Linked DNA regions of Homo sapiens: region 1 is linked to region 2. A link is an interaction called in ENCODE POLR2A ChIA-PET data of the cell type or tissue named here. Cell type or tissue: Panc1. All regions are shown on one strand. Each heading gives the region's core, and the rest is flanking DNA. Links, peaks and the distances in the headings are about the cores only. Region 1 overlaps MTR (5-methyltetrahydrofolate-homocysteine methyltransferase). Region 2 has its middle 15 kb from the start of HEATR1.

Region 1 (8,869 bases), core at 2,265-6,264, 220 kb before region 2:
CTGGCCAACATGGTGAAAACCCATCTCTACTAAAAATACAAAAATTAGCCAGTTGTGGTGGCAAAGGCCTGTAGTCCCAGCTACTTGGGAGGCTGAGTCAGGAGAATTGCTTGAACCCGGGAAGCGGAGGTTGCAGTGAGCTGAGATCACGCCACCGCACTTCAGCCTGCACGACAGAGTGAGACTTGATCTCAAAAAAACAAAAACAAAAACAAAAACAAAAAAAACAGAAGTGATGGAAACGGATGTTTGTGCCTTTCAAGAGAGACACTGACAAGTAGGAAGGGAAACACTGAAGAAAAGGAAGTTTCCAAGGGAAAAAATCTAAAAATCAATACCAAAGGGAAAAAATTTACCAAAGAAAAAATAAGCCAATTACAATAAAAACAACAAACAAAACACACAGGAATGATCTAGAGATTGCCTATTTAGGGATAATTACAAAACTCCATTGAATGAGTAATTGAAAGACACGCCATGTTCCTCAATGACAAATCTAAACACTGGCAAGATACCAATTCCTTGTTATTTTCCAGGTTAGGATTAATTAGATATTAATCAAGATCCAATGGTTCTCCATAATTAGAAATTTATTTTCAAATCATTTTAAAACAAGAAAATGAAAAAAACAGGAAAATGTGTTGCATATATTGATTATTCTTTTATATAGTTTACACATGTGCAAACAAAAACTAATATAGACTATTCTGCTATTATGTGATAATTATATTTCTAAGACACTTCACGTTATCAAAAATTGTCATACAAAGTCATTTTTGTGAACCTAAGGATTATATGAAAAAAATTAAAAATCATTTCATTTAGAAAAAGAGAACTAAATCTAGAGTCAGTATACTTGTCCCATAGAAATTTCAATAATAAAGGTGTCCTGTATCTTGTTATGTAGAGTTAAGAATAACAGTTGGTCAAAACTATTAGCAACAACAAAAAACATAGAAATGTTTTCTTGTTGCCTTTCAATCCAGAAGTCTCAGGCCCAGCCTCCTGTCATATCTGGTCTTGACCTTGCAGTTGTGTTTGCAACATGGATCACAGACATTAACCAAACACTCAAACACAGCAGCCAGATATTGAAACAAAGCTGGTGTGCCTTGCTTAGTCGCAACAGTAGTTTCCCATTTGAGGGAGTTGTTTTTTTCCCCTATAATCAGTGGTGTCAATCCAAGCAAAGCAAATCCCGGTTCTTAACTGATTGCTACATCCAATAGCATTATGAGAACTCAATCAACAGAAAACATGCCTTTATATAAAAATACCTGTATTGCTGGCTTCTTAACTTTGAAAGTATACAGGATTTTTGCTTTGCTTTTTATAATTTTCAATATTTATGACAATTTGACAGTGAGCATACATGCTGCTCCATAATCTGCATAATATTTAAATACTCTGGAGAATAGTCCAGTAAAATTATGTTACCTATCTATTTCTCTTCAGTTGGGCACTTGGGCTGTTACATTTTCAATAATGTTGGTGTAAAATCTCGGCATATACAGTATCCTTATGCTGTTGAATTCTTTTGTTGGAATAATTTCCCAGAAATAAGATTATGAACTCAAGGGGTATAAACAATTTTTTGTCTCTTGACAGGCATTATATTCTCTTTCAATAGGACTGTACCAGTTTATACTACACTCTGCAACAAATGAGCCTTCAGTTTTATCACTGCTGTATCTACACAGACCTTGACCATTTTTTACTTTACTAATTTAGTAGGGATAAAACATTACCTTAATGCTGCTCTAATTTGTATATCTTTCATAACTAGCAAGTTAATTTTTTTTCCTACATTTGCTTTTAATTTGTGGTCACAGTTAAGTCTAAATTGGGAAAACCTATCCTTAGACAAGACCAAGCACTAAGCAGTGCCAATAAACAAAGCACAGAGTAAACACAGGATGTGGAAACATACACCAGTCTTCAAATGAGGAAGACCAAAGGTAAAAACTTGGTTCCACCATGTCCTAGATATGACACTGGTCCACTGTAAAATGCAATGGCCGCCACCTCGGTGGTCACTCTGAAGACTAAACGAAATAACCTCTGCTGGTGGTTTTCAACCAAAAGATACATGAGAATCACCTCCAAGGCTTTAAAATGTCTAAAGCCAGGCCTCATCCCAGACCAAATGAGTCAAAACTCAAGGGCTGAAGTCCAGGAGTGTGTACGATTTTTCAAAAGCTCCAGCAGTGACTGCCTTCCCTGTCAGAGTGAGTCTGCTTTGCACTCCTAGTTAAGCACCACAGATCCCTAAGGCACAACATTCCATTCTCACTCTGAGTTGACCTTGCTTCCAACTTCACTGAGAAAACAGAAGCAATTATAGACTCCCGCCAGCACATCAACCAGCATGCCTGCAGATCTGCACTCTTTACTCTGCCTTCTCTTTTGTACTTTGAGCAAACTGTCCAGCTACTGATCTAAAGCCACCCCTCCACTCACACAGTGACTGCCATCTCTCTCAACTCACAAGGTCATGGCTCTGGCAAATGTATCCTTTATCTCCTGCATCAGTTCCTCCCTCTCTCTCCCAGATCATTCTCATTAGCTTACAAAAACATGTTGTCACAGCATCTACACACACACACACACACACACACACACACACACACACACACACACACACGCCCTTTCTGAACCTCGTATTTCCCCCCTGGTTTCCACCCTATTTTTTTGCTCCCCTTATGGCAGAACTGTAAAAAGTTGCCTATACTGCTGCTTCTATTCTTCTCCTATTCTCTCTTGAACCCACTCCAATAAAGTTTTCATCTCCTTGGAAACAGTACAGCAAGATCACAAATGACCCCATTTCTAAATCCAACGGTAAACTCTTGGTCTCATCCCACTTGATCTATCTACAACTCTTTAAACAGCTGAACATGCCCTTTTCTTTGATGATTGTTCTTCACTTGGCTTCCAAGGGAACTCTCTCTTCTGACTCCCCTCCTACCATACAGGCTGCTCCTTCTCATATCCTTCTGATGGTGTTTCCTCTTCTCCCCAGTGCCCTAAGCACTGTGGCTCTAAGACTCACTTAGTCCTAGGACTTCTCTACAGTCATTCCTTTGGTGAGCTCAGCCAGTCTCACTATTTTAAATAGCATGTACAAATAATTCCCAAAAAAAGGAATCCTATCTTCAAGCCAGACTTTGCCCATGAAATCCACTCATTTGCACAACTGCACACTCGACATACCCACCACATACTAAGTCCAAACCCAAACTTCTCCTTACCCCATCCCAAACCTGCTTCTCAGTCTTTCTTACCTCAGTAGCTCCTTCCTTTCAATTGCCCAAGCCAACAGATTCTAAAGTTATCCCTGACTCCTCTTTCTTTCACAACCTATACCCAATGTGAATACAAATCCTATTGGCTCTATGTTAAAAATATATGTAGAAACAGATGACTTTTAACATCCTCTTTTGCTTTCACCATGGCCCTAACCATCACCATATCTCATCTGAATTACAGCAATAAACTCTAACATTTCTGCTTTGGCCCTAACAGACCATTCTCCACAAAGAACCAGAGAGGTTTAAACATAAGTCAGATCATATTCGCTCCTCTGTTCAAAAGTTTTCAGTGGTGTCCCCACTCACTCTGAGTAACAATGTTAACCAAAAGTGTTAGGAATGGCCTCCAAGGCCCTATGTGATTTGATCTGCCACCTTTCCAACCTTGTATCTTCCCAATCTCCTCCTCTCCCCTCTGCTCCAGCTACTCTGGCTTCCCTGTTGGTTTTCAAACAGGACAAGCATCTATCTACCTCAAGATTCCCTCTGCAAAGAACACTCTTCCCCTACATTTTCACATGGCTCACCTAGGCTTCTGCTAAAATGTCACATCATCCATGAGGCCTTCCCAAACTATCCTACATAAAATAACATTCCCCCACCTCCATGCTGAGGGGGGATCAAATCCTCTTTTCCCTTTACCGTATTCAACACCATTCAACGTGTGTATATACACACACACTTTTTTTTTTTTTTTTTTGGAGACAGAGTCTCACTCTGTCACTCAGGCTGGAGTGCAGTGGTGCAATCTCACCTCACTGCAACCTCAGTCTCCTGGGTTCAAGCAATTCTCATGCCTCAGCCTCCCCAGTAGCTAGGATTACAGGCATACATTACCACATCTGGCTAATTTTTGTATTTTTAGTAGAGACGGGGTTTCACCATGTTGGCCAGGCTACTCTCGAACTCCTGAACTCAGGTGATCTGCCTGCCTCAGCCTCCCAAAGTGTTGGGATTACAGGTGTGAGCCACTGCACCTGGCCAATTATATATATATATATACATCTTTTTTTTTTAAATTTGTTATTCCCTTTGTCCCTAAGAATATAAATCGTGCAAGGACAGGGACTAGGTTTTATTCTCCGTTGTCTCCTCAGAGATTAGAATAGGGATAGGGCCTGGCACATACTAAGTGCTCAGGATATATTTGAAGATATTTGCTTCATTAAAAAGTAACAGTTGCTATATATATTTTTAAAAGGAGCATTCAGATAACAAAAAAAGACCTTCAGGAAAAAGAAGAAATAAAACTCAATAGACGGTTTGGAGGATAAATGTAGATATGAAAATCTCACCCGATGCAGAGCAAAACACCAGAGTTGGAAAACAGGAAAGAAATATAAGAAAATTAGGCAACCTGTCCAAAACATTCAATATCTCAATAATATATGTACCAAAAAAGAAAAGAAAACAACTCAAGGACACTTCCTACCACTGCAGCTGTGAGTTTCACAAATGAAAGGCCTACTGAGTGCCAGCATAATGGATGGCTCATCATCGCGGGAGTTCAGAACACGGTGAACACAAAAGATTCCCAAAGCCTCCAGAGAATAGAAAAACAAGTTTCACAAAAATAATCAAGAGTTAGAATAGCACAGCCGGGCGCGGTGGCTCACGCCTGTAATCCCAGCACTTTGGGAAGCCGAGGCGGGCGGATCACGAGGTCAGGAGATCGAGACCATCCTGGCTGACACGGTGAAACCCCGTCTCTACTAAAAATACAAAAAATTAGCCGAGTAAGGTGGCGGGTGCCTGTAGTCCCAGCTACTCGGGAGGCTGAGGCAGGAGAATGGCGTGAACCCCGGGGGGCGGAGCCTGCAGTGAGCCAAGATCGCGCCACCGCACTCCAGCCTGGGCGACAGCGAGACTCCGTCTCAAAAAAAAAAAAAAAAAGAGTTAGAATAGCACTGGACTTCTTACTAATACCAGTGGGAATGAGAAGACAATGGAGCAGTACTTTCAAAACACAGAACAACTTCAAGTTTGTACTCCTATGCCCATGCAACTGCCAATTAAGTGTAAAAGTAGAATACGGCCATTTTCTGACACGTAAGGTTTCAAAAATATTTACTGCCATGTTTTCTTTCACAAGAAGCTATCAGAGAATGCACTCTACCAAATGACTAAAAAAAAAAAAAAGATTAACCAAGAATTTGGAAATTATGAGTTCTAAAAACCTAAGAGAAAGGCAATGGAACCCCAGGAGGAAGGTAAGGGACAGCTAGCAGTCACAGCTGTGCAGCTGGCCTACTTCCAGCTCATGTCAGAAGACTTGGAGGGAGAATTCTTCAAAAAAGTAGTATGACAGTCCTCTTAATGTGTCTGGCTACATTGGATACTTGAGATTTATACAACTAGGGGACAATCTGAAGGCGAAATACATAGAAAACAATGCAAACAAAAAGATAAATATTACCTTCATAGAAAACAAATAAAGAGTGAGAAAGGATAAGCAATCACAGTATACTACTGCATGGCTCAGCTTTTACACTGTTTAATAATGTAAGCACTGAAAACGATTATAGCTAAAATGAACTATATTGGGAAGGATAAAAGTAAAGCTGTACAGAGTCAGGGCAGTGGATGGTGAAAAGCTAAAAAATCTTTAATCACTGTAGGAAGTCAATAAATAAAAACTAAAACTGGAATTTGAAGATAAAGAGGTAGATGCTACAAGAATCAGCTTAAAAAGCTGAACGTGGGTGCCTCAGGATCTAGAAGGCTGAAGGCTTTTTTCTTTTTGTTTACGGAACTATTTGTCTAACTATTTGCAGAAAATACAATTATCAAAAGGTCCCACACCACACTAAACTTGTAGTGGATGATAACAACTTTTCAGATGGACAATTTTAACAACGTGCCTCAAAATAGTAAATGTGTACACTCTTTGACATAGCAATCCCACTCCAATGAACTGACTCTAAAAAAATCATTCTAGAAGGGGAAATCGCTGCATGAATTAGGATATTCATTGGCCACTGAACTGTTCATGCTACTAAAAAATTAGAAACACAATTTCATTCAATAATAGTAAGTAAAACATACTGGAATGCAATGCAACCAGAAAACATGGAGTTTTAATCCACTAATATGGGAAAATGCCAACATTATGTTGAGCAGGGGAAAAGAGTTACAGAATACCAGGTATAATCTCGTTTATACAAAACTTTTCATTTGCTGAAACCTCGTTTGCTCTTTCTCCACGTGGCCATGTGGCTTCCTCTCTCATTTTATTCTGGTTTTCAAATGTTGCCTCCTCAGAGGGGTCTTATAAGACCACCTGTTCTGAACAGGCCAACTCTTCCCTGACAGCCTCTTCACTCGACCATTTAGCACAGGCCCTGATGAATGAAACCAGATCTCCTAGGCCTGAATCCCAGCACTGCAAACTGTTAGCTGTGTGACAACCGCCAAGTCCTGGGACATCTCTGTGCTTTAGTTTCCTCACAAGACATTCAAAAATAACAAGAATACATACCCACAGTTTATATGCTTGGAAGAAGAACTGATTTAATGTGTGTTGTGTACTTGCTTGGTGTGAATTAAGGTTCAATATATGTTAATGATCAAAACTATCTCTCTTTTGCAGTCTTCTGGATGATTTGAATTTTTTCACAATGAAGAAAATGTATCTTTCATACAAAAAATGCATTTAAAAACAATTTCATTCCAAAAATACAAAACAAAGACAGAAAGAAAAAGTACATACAATCCTACTACTTGTTCATTGTCAGTATGTCCCCATTTGAGACCACCCCCATCTCAGATCATCCCTACCCCACCCAGTTGACAACCATCAAATTCTTTTCTCTGCTTATGCAGACAAACATATGTAAATGTAAGTACTTTTATATTAAGTTGGGATCATGTCACTCATTTTTTTCATTTTTCAATATACTGAAGACATGGTTCCATCTCCTGATTCTTTTTAACTGCTGCACAGTATTCTATGTAGTAAGGACCAAGTTTAAGCATTGCCCTAGTAATGGACATTTAGTGTTCTCAGCTTTTTGCTACCACAATGCTACAATAAATGTGAACACATATCCTTATACACTCAACCTTATTACTAGATTCCCAGGAAGGGCTTAATCATAAGAAATAGATTTTTTAGTGGTTTTAAATAGGTACCAAAATATTCATACAAAGTTATGTGAAGTATAAAACATGACAATAATCAGTGTATCACAGAGATGAACGATCATTATATTTGAAGCTTCCCATGTGCCCCACCCTGATTCTATGGCAGAGCTATTATGAAGACTGCCATTTATCAATCTTCTAATTTTTTCTTCTATTTGATAAAGGAAACTAATCTCATTATTTCTTTACTTTTTATTTCTTTAATGTTTACAAAACTTAGTATCTTCTCATAAGTTTATTGGCTATTTGTTCTTTTTATATAAATTGTTATTTCCTTTGTCCATTTTCCTACTGGGTTGACTGGGGTGTTTTGCTTTCTGACTTATATAAACTCTTTGCGTATTAGGAATATTCACCCACTGCTATTATTCATGTTGCAAATAGCTAACTTTATTTTAGTATATGGTTGGAAATGGGAATCTAAGTTTATTTTCTTCCAAATGCACAGCCAGTCATCCCAACAGCATTTATTGAATACTTCAACCTTTCTCCATGAATGCAAAGACTTTACTATATATCAGATTTTCATATACAGTCATTGACCACATAAGGACACTTAAGTCAATGATGGATCATATAAACAACAATGGTTCCGTAAGGTTATAATACCATATTTTTACTGTAAATTTTCTGTTTCGATACGTTTAGATACACAAATACATATCATTGTGTTATAGTTGCCTATAGTATTCAGTACGGTAACATGCTATATTAGCTTATAACATAGAAACAACACACTATATATACCATCTAGCCTATGTGTGTAGTAGGCTATCCCATCTAGGTTGGTGTAAATACACTCTATGACGTTGGCACAATGACAAAATCACCTAATGATGTATTTCTCAGACCATATCTCCATTGTTAAGTAACACATCATGTATGACTGTATACAGATACGTGTACATATATGTACATGAATGTATATGGAAAGAGATAAATGTATATGTGTATGTATATATGTAGCTGTTTCAGACTTGCATTTTCTCCCACCACTATCTAACCTGGGAAACACAATGGATTAGGCCAAAAGAAACCACTCACCTGTCCTTCTTCATCAAAAGCCATGACCACCATAGCAGCTCCATACTTTTTAATCTTCCTGGCCTTCTCCAAGAAGTCGTCCTCTCCTTCCTTCAGACTAATGCTATTGACAATGCACTTCCCTTGGCAGCACTTTAACCCAGCTTCAATCACAGCAAAATTGGAGGAGTCGATGCACAAAGGTACCTGAGATCAGAAAGGCAAGAAAATCACACAGAGGCCACAGGTCACTATAAATTACTTTTCAAAGGCTCCAAAGTATTCCCTATTTCTTCTTTAGCAAAACAATAAACAAAAAATAGTAGTATGTCAGAGATAGAATTTTAATATACTTGTTCTTTAAGCCCAAAATACTTGGAGTAATTTCAGTC
Region 2 (8,869 bases), core at 2,999-6,998:
TTTTTTAGTTTTTATTTTGGTAGAGATGGGGTTTTGCTATGTTGCCCAGGCTGGTCTCAACTCCTGGGTTCAAGTGATCTGCCCACTTCAGCCTTTCAAAATGCCGGGTTTACAGGTATGAGTCACCATTGCCTGGCTTGATGTCCTGTTTTCATAATTCTCTATCAGTACTGCTTAGGGTTATCTTGAGCACTGTGTCTACTTAACAGTACATATGGTTAGTCATATCCATCAACATTCCTCAGAAGATTAGATTAAGTTCTGTTTCCCATGAGAGGCAAGTTATCTGGTCCCCACTCCCCACACCCAACATAGAATGGTGGTATAGATCTATTATAACAGCTATAAACATTCCCATTCAAAAGGAGCCAAAATAAAAGATATAAATAAGTGACTTGTGAGTAGAAATTCTGAAATCCAATCAAGCAAATATTGGGAGTTTCTTTTTTAGATTTCAAGGCTTGAGAATAATTCTTTGTAGCACTTGGCTCCACCCATCGGATTCTTGGTTCTACCCTCTGAGTCATCCTTTTTTCATGAAAGGTAACGTGTGTTTGCAACTGAATAGTTTTATTGGTCTGCTTCCTGCCAGTAGGATTTGGAAGGACTGACATCCTCCTCTCATTTCGTACTCTTTGTCCCTTCAAAGCTGGCAGTGTCTTGCTGAAATACTCTTTCCTCAAATACTTAGTGGGTTTCCTGTGAATTTTCCTGGTTTTCACTCTATCAGGCAAAGATCACATCCACAGACCTTGTCGAGACCTCAATTGTAGGTCCCTGATGAGAGGGCTGAAAGACAACACTCTTAAGCTGCCTGGAGGCTCTCAGTTTTGATGGAAAGGTTCCATGAGGCACATGCTTAATTTCTTGAAAGTCCTTTGTGTGACTGAATGCTTCTCTGATCCTCTGATCTTTCTGAGGTCTTAACAAAAGATGATACAGTAGCATCCTCAGCTTTATCTTCATACCTTACAGTCCTAACTGTTCTCAGAAGCCATTTCTTTATCTTAACATCTTTGCCATCTGGAAACGCTGAGAGTCTCCAAAATCATGAAGTCCTGGTTCCATTCTGTTTACCAAAATCATGAAGTCCTGGTTCCATTCTGTTTAATCATTCTTCCCTCAGTTTGTCTCTCTCCTCTCACATTTTGCTATAAGCAGCAAGAATAAGGCAGGAGACACCTTCAACATTTTGCTTGGAAATCTCATCAGCTAAATAACCAAGTTCATCAATTGCATGCTCTGCTTTTCACATAATTACTGGCAACAATTTTCTGCCACTTTGTGACATAGATTCCCCCTTCCTCCAGTTTCCAATACTATACTCATCACCTCCTTACTTCCTTTTGAGCCCTTACTAGCAGCATCCTTTGTGTCTAGATTTCTACTTACAAGGCAGGCTTTCCTTAGCATTCTCCTCAAAATACTTCCAGCCTCCATCCCCTGCTTGTTTGCAAAGCAAATAAGTGCAAGGGTCACTTTCCATTGTTAGTTTTTCGTTATGGAAGCACCCCACTTCTGGTACTGAAATCTGTTCTAGTTGTCCACTGCTGTGTAACAATATTACTACAAGTTTCATGGCTTAACACAACATGTATTTATTGTTTAATAGTTTCTGTGGGTCCAGGCACGGCTTAGCTGGGTCGTCAGCTTCAGGGTCTCATAAAGCTACAATAGGCATCAGCTAGAACTACAGGTTCAACTGAGAGAGGATCTGCTTCCAAGCTCTTGTGGTTGTTGACAGCATTCAGTTCTCTGTGGGCTGTTGGACTGAGGGTCACAGTATCTTTCTAGCTGGAGGCTGAAGAATGCTTCCAAACAGTAGCTTGTTTTCTTGAAGCCAGCAAGGGAGAAAGACTCTGTGCAAGATGGATATTACATGCTTATGTAATATAATCCCATATATATAATCCCATACATCCTGTCACCTTTGCCATAATCTATTGGTTAGAAGCAAATCACAGGTCCCACATACACTCAAGAGGAGGGGATTCGATAAAGGCATGGAAATCAGCACAGAGGTTATGGGGTCTGCCTTACAGTCCATCTGTCACAGTTTCTTCTTAGCATCTTGAGGTCAGGGAAACTAGACCCACTCATGCATTCAAAGTCAACTTACATAGGAGGATGTGTACATTTTAGCAATGCATGTTCCACCCAGGTTCCTCTGCCTTATGGTCTCAAAAAAGAGTACCATGATGTTATTGGCCTCCATGCTCCTTCCTGGCACACAGAGACAACCAAAACTTAGAGAGAGCAAAGGCTTTACCTGTGGCTGCCTAGATCAGGTGAAGCACAGAAAATGAAATTAAAAGTGAGTCTTACTTGGATGCCGCAATCCCACAATCCTCACGCGCGTGTGTGTGTGTGTGTGTGTGTGTATGTGTGTGTGTTTGGTCATTTTCCACAGCCTGTTTAGAAATAAACATATTTAAATAAATTATGATACCTATAAATTATAGTACCAATTTTGTAGGTATTCACAGAAATTTTAGCATGGAAAAATGTTCCTGGGGCAAAAAAAGCAGTTTACAAAACAGTAGATATTTCAAATATCATTCCTTTTAAATATATGCATATATAATGTTAAAAAGTATTAAAAGTGGTTATTTCTAGGTGGTAAAGATAATGGATGATTTTATATCACCTTCTTTAACTTAGCGTTATCGAAAAATATAATGAAATCTATCATTTTAGTATTAAAGGAAAAAGCTTTAGAAGTTTTTGCTTTTTTTTATTTTACAGTGGGAGCTACTTGAGATTGCAGACTATGTTATTTATCTTTGTGTTTCTAGCCCCTAGCATAACTCCTCTGGACATATTAAGCTCTTAATAAATGTTTTTGAATAAACACATGCATTTCAGAAGTTTTAAAACTAATATAGATATTCTCTGGGAATATGCAGATGGTACTACTTCATTTGCATTATTATAAACAGCAACAAAGAAGTCCCCCAAACCTGGCCTCTACTTCTCCTTAGAGACCAAATCCACCCCCCTACCCTCATAATGCAGTTAACTATTATACCACAAGGGACCAGGAGGTAAAGATCGCCAATGGTAGGGTTGTTGGTTAAGTATGGTGAAATTTACAGGTAATTTAATATTTCTTGTTTTAGTCTATCGTTTCAACTGTCTTTCCCAATATGACTTTTGAAATGGGTACTAGTAAGGATGAAAACTAATGGAGTTATCATTACACTTCTTGCTTTATTTCACCACTATAGGAGTTGGTAATGAGCATTTAATTTATTTTGAGTTTTATAGATTGGAGGAGGAGGAAAAATAAGGAGCCAATTAAGTGACCCTTGTAGTACTGGGGAATTACTATAAGTAAATCTTTGCTGCTTTTTACTTCACCCAAAATAAACTGTTACTCACCACAGGTGAGTGAGTAAGAGATTTTTTTCCGAAGAATACTAAGCAGGAACATGTCATGGTATGTTTATGTTATTATTTCAGCATTGCACCTTAATGCTTACATTATTTTTAAGGATAATGGGGGCAAGTATAATTTGAATTTTCTTTTACAGAGGGGAATATTGAAGTACAGAAAGAGGCTAAAGAAATTTTACAGGATGATTTGTAAAGTCAGTGACCCATCAAATAATATATATCAACATTTCTGATTGATCTCCCTCTGTAAATTTAGCCAGGACTCTTCTACTTCCTACTCACCAGTATCTTGATCCCTAAGAAAATAAAATTACAAATAACTAAATTAGAGCATTGTAGGGTTTTCTTTTTTCTATGAATCTAATTTTTTTTTTTTGAGACAGGGTCTCACTCTGTTGCCCGGGCTAGAGCGCGGTGGCATGGTTACAGCTCACTGCAGCCTCAACCTGCTAGGCTCAAGTGATCCTCCCATCTCAGCCTCCTGAGTAGATGGGACTACAGGTGTACGCCACCACACCCAGTGAATTTTGTTATTTTTTATAGAAACAGGGTTTTGCCATGTTGTCCGGGCTGGTCTCGAACTCCTGGGCTCAAGCAATCCACCCTCTTCGGCCTCCCAAAGTTCTGGGATTACAGGCATAAACCAATGTGCCTGGCCCTGTTTCTTTACTTCCTGCAGGTTTTTTAACTCATGTGATTCTAATATTTTATGATGATTAGATCAGTATCCCTTTTTTAACCTACTATTTGCACAAGAAATATGTCAAGACCCAAGAGAGTACTTTCAATTACAGAATCTTCTGGCCTCATCTGAGTAACAAAGCTCTCCACCAAGGTCATGATGCCAGCAAGACTTCACTGGTATATGTCAGCTTGTTCAGTTTCCCCTATAATTGTGGCCTCAGCCTCAGTCTCTCAGATGCCACATCTTCCTGCATTTACCTTCCTGAAAAATGGAGAGGCTGACACGTGCTGAAAACTGTGCCAAGCCCTGGCTGAAAGTTAGGGGTGAGTAGAGGCAGTCCAGCTATGCTGTTCCTTTCCTGTGCCCAGAGGAGTGTTTTAATTTCCCTTTCGTTCGATAACACACGTCCCTTTCTCCACTTTCTACCAAGTCCTCTCTTGGAAGTCACCCTGGCTTGGTACATTCCATGTCTGAAATCTGAGCTCCACCCAAGCAAATCAGTAGTCAGCCTCTGCACCTCCTTCCTCTCTCCGCTTGCCCTTGGTCTCCTTCATTTCTCTCTTGATTACTGCAGTCCATTTTTTCTTTTACAAAGTCAAACTTCAGCTCCCTTCTCCACCAGCAACTGTATACGCAAATTAAGATGAGGTTGTTCCATTCTCTTTTAGGAGTATCTATCACTGACTGCTATTCCCAGAAAAATACATTTGGGAAGTATTATTTTAGATTATATTAGTTTGTACACCATCTTTTAACTTTCTTTTTCTGATGTCAAAAGTAAACATTTTTTGACAACATTTGAGAAAACAGGGAAGAAAATAGAAATCAGTCTCCTCACCCAGAGTTCTTGTTAATATCCACATCTATTTCTTTCAAGACCTTAATCTATGCATGTATGATTATATAAAAATATATATATATATATATTTGCTGAAGAAGGATAATTTTGGATACACATTTTCCTGTATCTCTTTTTATTTAGCGTGGTGTTGTAACATATTCCCACATAATTAAATAGTCTTTTAAACACATTATTTTTTAAGTCTGCCTTTGAATTGCTTTCAGATGTTTCCCCTCATTTATTAACTGGGAAAAAAAAATCAACCCCATAATTATGGTCATTCCTAAGGTTTGAAAAATCTAACCCTACACTTGAATTTTTGAATCAGCAAAATTAAACTTAAAAAACACACATATGGGAAAAGCTAATATTGCTGTAGATTTTAAGGTAAACCAAAAGTTCATGTATTGAATTTAATTTAATGGAGAGCAGTGGTGCTATCCATCATGAATACCAAAATGCGGCTAAAAATAACGACTGTGGTTGAGTAAGACTGCAGAAGATAGTCTAAGAACAGATGAGGAAACATGACAGCAAATTCCTCTGTAGTTTGCAAATAGACATCCGTACTCTGTTGGAAAAGTCTGGGTCTTCTGTTCCGCTAGAGAATAATATCCAATGTGTGATTTCTTTCTTTTTTCTTTTGTTTTTGTTTTTGAGATGGAGTCTTGCTCTGTCGGCCAGGCTGGAGTGCAATGATCTCGGCTCACTGAAACCTCCACCTCCTGGGTTCAAATGATTCTCCTGCCTCAGCCTCCTGAGTAGCTGGGATTACAGGCGCCTGCCACCACACGTGGCTAATTTTTGTATTTTTTAGTAGAGACGGGGTTTTGCCACGTTGGCCAGGCTGTTCTTGAACTCCTGACCTCAGGTGATCTGCCCGCCTCAGCCTCCCAAAGTGCTGGGATCACAGGCATGAGCCACCATGCCTGGCCCCAATGTGTGATTTCAATCCTGTGTTTGTGGATTAGTGGTTAGGGAAGTGGTCAAAATTGGTCATTCTAGTAACCATAAGTGAATATTTCTTCGGGAATAACCAAAGAATACAGAGAAAAAAATCTAAAGAGGAATACACTGTTGGTTTAGAGGTTCAGAAATTTATATGTCTTGATAAAAGCAGTAAATTATCTATTTTATAATTACTTTATGAAGAAATACAAAATCTGACTAGATCTACAGAAAGCCAGAGGTTCAGGTAAATGTCTCTTAGATCTTGGTTTGGTAGAAAAAGCACTGGACTGGGATTCGAAACCTGGGGGCTGGTCTTATCTTTGTCACTAAACATTCGAGTGATTTGAACAAGTTATTTCATTTATCTGAGTCTCAGATTTTTCTTCCTTAAAAAAAGGACGAAAGTAATACATGCTTATTACAAAAATTTTAAGCAATATTTAAATATATAGAGTAAAAATGTACTTTGCCTCACTCTGAGTCTACCTCATAATATAATCTCTGTTAAAAATTTGGTATATATCACTTTGTATATTTCTCTATAAGCATTTAAATATTTTTTATAAAAATGGAATCAGACTATTGTCCTCTAACTTGCTTTTTCCACTTAACAGTATATCATGGACATTCTTTCCTGCTGCAGTCTTATATTTCATGACACAGAGATACTTTCATTTATTTAACAATTCCCATCACTGATGGACACTTAGATTGACACTAGATTTTTACCATCTAAAAATTTTTCAATAAGCACAACTATACATATATCCTCATGCATATGTATTAGGATTCTTTAAGATAGCTTTCTGAAAATGGAATTGCTGGCTCATGCCTGTAATCCCAGCACTTTGGCAGGTTGAGATGGGCAGATTGCTTGAACTCATGAGTTCAAGACCAGCCTGGGCAACATGGCAAAACCCCATCTCTACAAAATATTAAAAAATTAGCCGGGTATTGTGGTACACACCTGTACTCCCAGCTCCTTGGGAGGCTAAGGTAGGAGAATCACTTGTTGAAAGGATCACTTGAGCCTGGGAGATCAAGGATGCAGTGAGCCATGATCACGCCGCTGCACTCCAGCCTGGGTGACAGAGCGAAACCCTGTTCAACATCAAATAAAGTAAATAAATAAATTTTTAAAAATAGAATTGCTGAGTCAAAGTCTATATGTATTTTAAATTTGTGGCAGGGCACGGTAGCTCACACCTGTAATCTCAGCACTTTGGGAGGCTGAGGCAGGGGAATTGCTTGAGTCCAGGAGTTTTAGACCAGCCTGGGCAACATAGCAAGACCCCATCTCTACAAAAAATCAAAAATTATCTGGGCATAGTGATACACACCTGTAGTCCCAACTACTCAGGAGGCTGAGGTGGGAAGATCACTTGAGCCTGGGAAGTCAAAGCTGCAATGAGCCGTGATTGAACCACTGCACTCAGCCCGGATGACACAGTGAGACCCTGTCTCAAAAGAACTATTGTACAGGTAGTGCCAAACTGCCCTCCAAAAATGTACAGCTTGATGTTTTCCTCAACAGGAACGAAGATGCTCCCCTTTACACCTTCACCACCACTGAATATTGTAAATCTTTTTTATACTTTGCCAATCTAATCAGTGAAAATGGAATTTTACTGAAACTTTCTTCATCTATATAATGAAGAGCTGAATAGCATGGTCTCTAAGGACGTTTACACTTCGAAAATGCTGCAGAACTGTGGAAAACATAATTGCTTTACCTGAAGACACAAATGGCTGGTGTTGCAGTGGACTCTTCTGGGCCCTTCCTGACCCATCTGTGAAGCTACAATGCCCAGACCTGAGAGTTTCTACTGCGAGTTCCAGAGGAGGTGGGGTAGAAGGCATCCAGGTAGACGAGATGTAGACAGTGCCACCTGTCAATCTTATCTGAAGTGAAGGAAGACAAATGTTGCTATTTTCAGCAAGTTTAGCTAAAATAGAGAAAACATAACACACACACACAAACACACACACACACCCAAAGTCTAAAAATATTTAATTGTTTAACACTGCTTATTATAAAGCAAGGACAGAAGCTTGGTATTTCATCTAAAAAGTTCTCGCTTTGCAAAATCCAGCATTTGGCAGGGACTCTATAAGGAACGATAATAATTGTGCTGATGAAACCATCTCAGCTAATGTCTTCTTTCTGTCTACATTTTGGACACATAGATATTGCACTAATGCTAATCTAACTTTCAGTTAGCCCTAAGGGGGACAAAAAAAGATTATGACAGAGCAATGGAAAATCTACCAGGGGAAAGTTAGTTTGATTGATGTGCCCTTCTGGCTTGAGCACGCAGTTCTTCCATTTAGTGTTACAGTGTCTTTTGAGTGGCAGTTTGGCTTAGATTTAAGACACTGGTGAGCTACCCCTAAGCTCTGCAAAGCCTTTCTTAGTTGCCATTAGTTTTTGTGTAGTGCCTTCCTTTCTGATAGCTCTTTTTATTTCATAAATTTCTTGCACAGTTTTAAAACCCTTAACACTTTTAATTTCAATCAATTATACTATAAAATGGAAGAAATTGTTTTAAAATGATATCTGTAGGGAAACTTACTGAAATGTTAACATAACACCGGTACTGAACTATTGCGATCACCACGTTACTGGTCTCTCTGTCATCAGCCTTCGCCGCTCCAACGTAACCTCCGCTCCTTGGCCAGAATCAACCACCTGCAATTTAGAACATCTTCCATTTCCAAACTCCATCACTTGCTCCAACTGGTTCCTTGGTTTTTCCTTCTAGCACACCCCATGGACTAGTGCGATCAGTCTGGTAGTTCCTCGAATGCTCTGCTTCATGTCTCTGTGCCTTTTACATGCCAACCCACTGCCCGGAATGATTTGTTCCCTGGAGTATCATACCCTGGCTTGTTTCTAGTCAACCTTTCAAGATGCAGTTCAAATGTCATCTTCCCTGGAAAGATGAACTCCCCAGGGAAGGTTGACCCCTCCATGCCCTCAATCTCTATAACCCTGA

The links. ChIA-PET counts read pairs that join two places held together with the same protein. Peaks named below come from ENCODE experiments on the same cell type or tissue, not always from the same donor. Only the 100,000 strongest peaks of a DNase experiment are listed, where the experiment ranks them.
Region 1: POLR2A ChIA-PET joins it to region 2 with 6 read pairs; 4 of 35 experiments call an interaction of 5 or more read pairs at or near these places.

Annotation. Positions count from the first base shown.
Region 1 is chr1:236,838,229-236,847,097 of GRCh38, reverse strand. MTR (5-methyltetrahydrofolate-homocysteine methyltransferase) reads right to left here. Exons shown (of 33, transcript NM_000254.3): 15 at 8,499-8,684. Among named protein-coding and RNA genes, the nearest start is that of MTR, 47 kb to the right of the region's middle. In Panc1, for the core only: no CTCF peak of the experiment used is centred there; no DNase peak of the experiment used is centred there.
Region 2 is chr1:236,615,259-236,624,127 of GRCh38, reverse strand. No RefSeq gene overlaps it. Among named protein-coding and RNA genes, the nearest start is that of HEATR1, 15 kb to the right of the region's middle. RefSeq lists a silencer at 4,313-4,513. In Panc1, for the core only: no CTCF peak of the experiment used is centred there; no DNase peak of the experiment used is centred there; H3K27ac peaks cover 316 bases.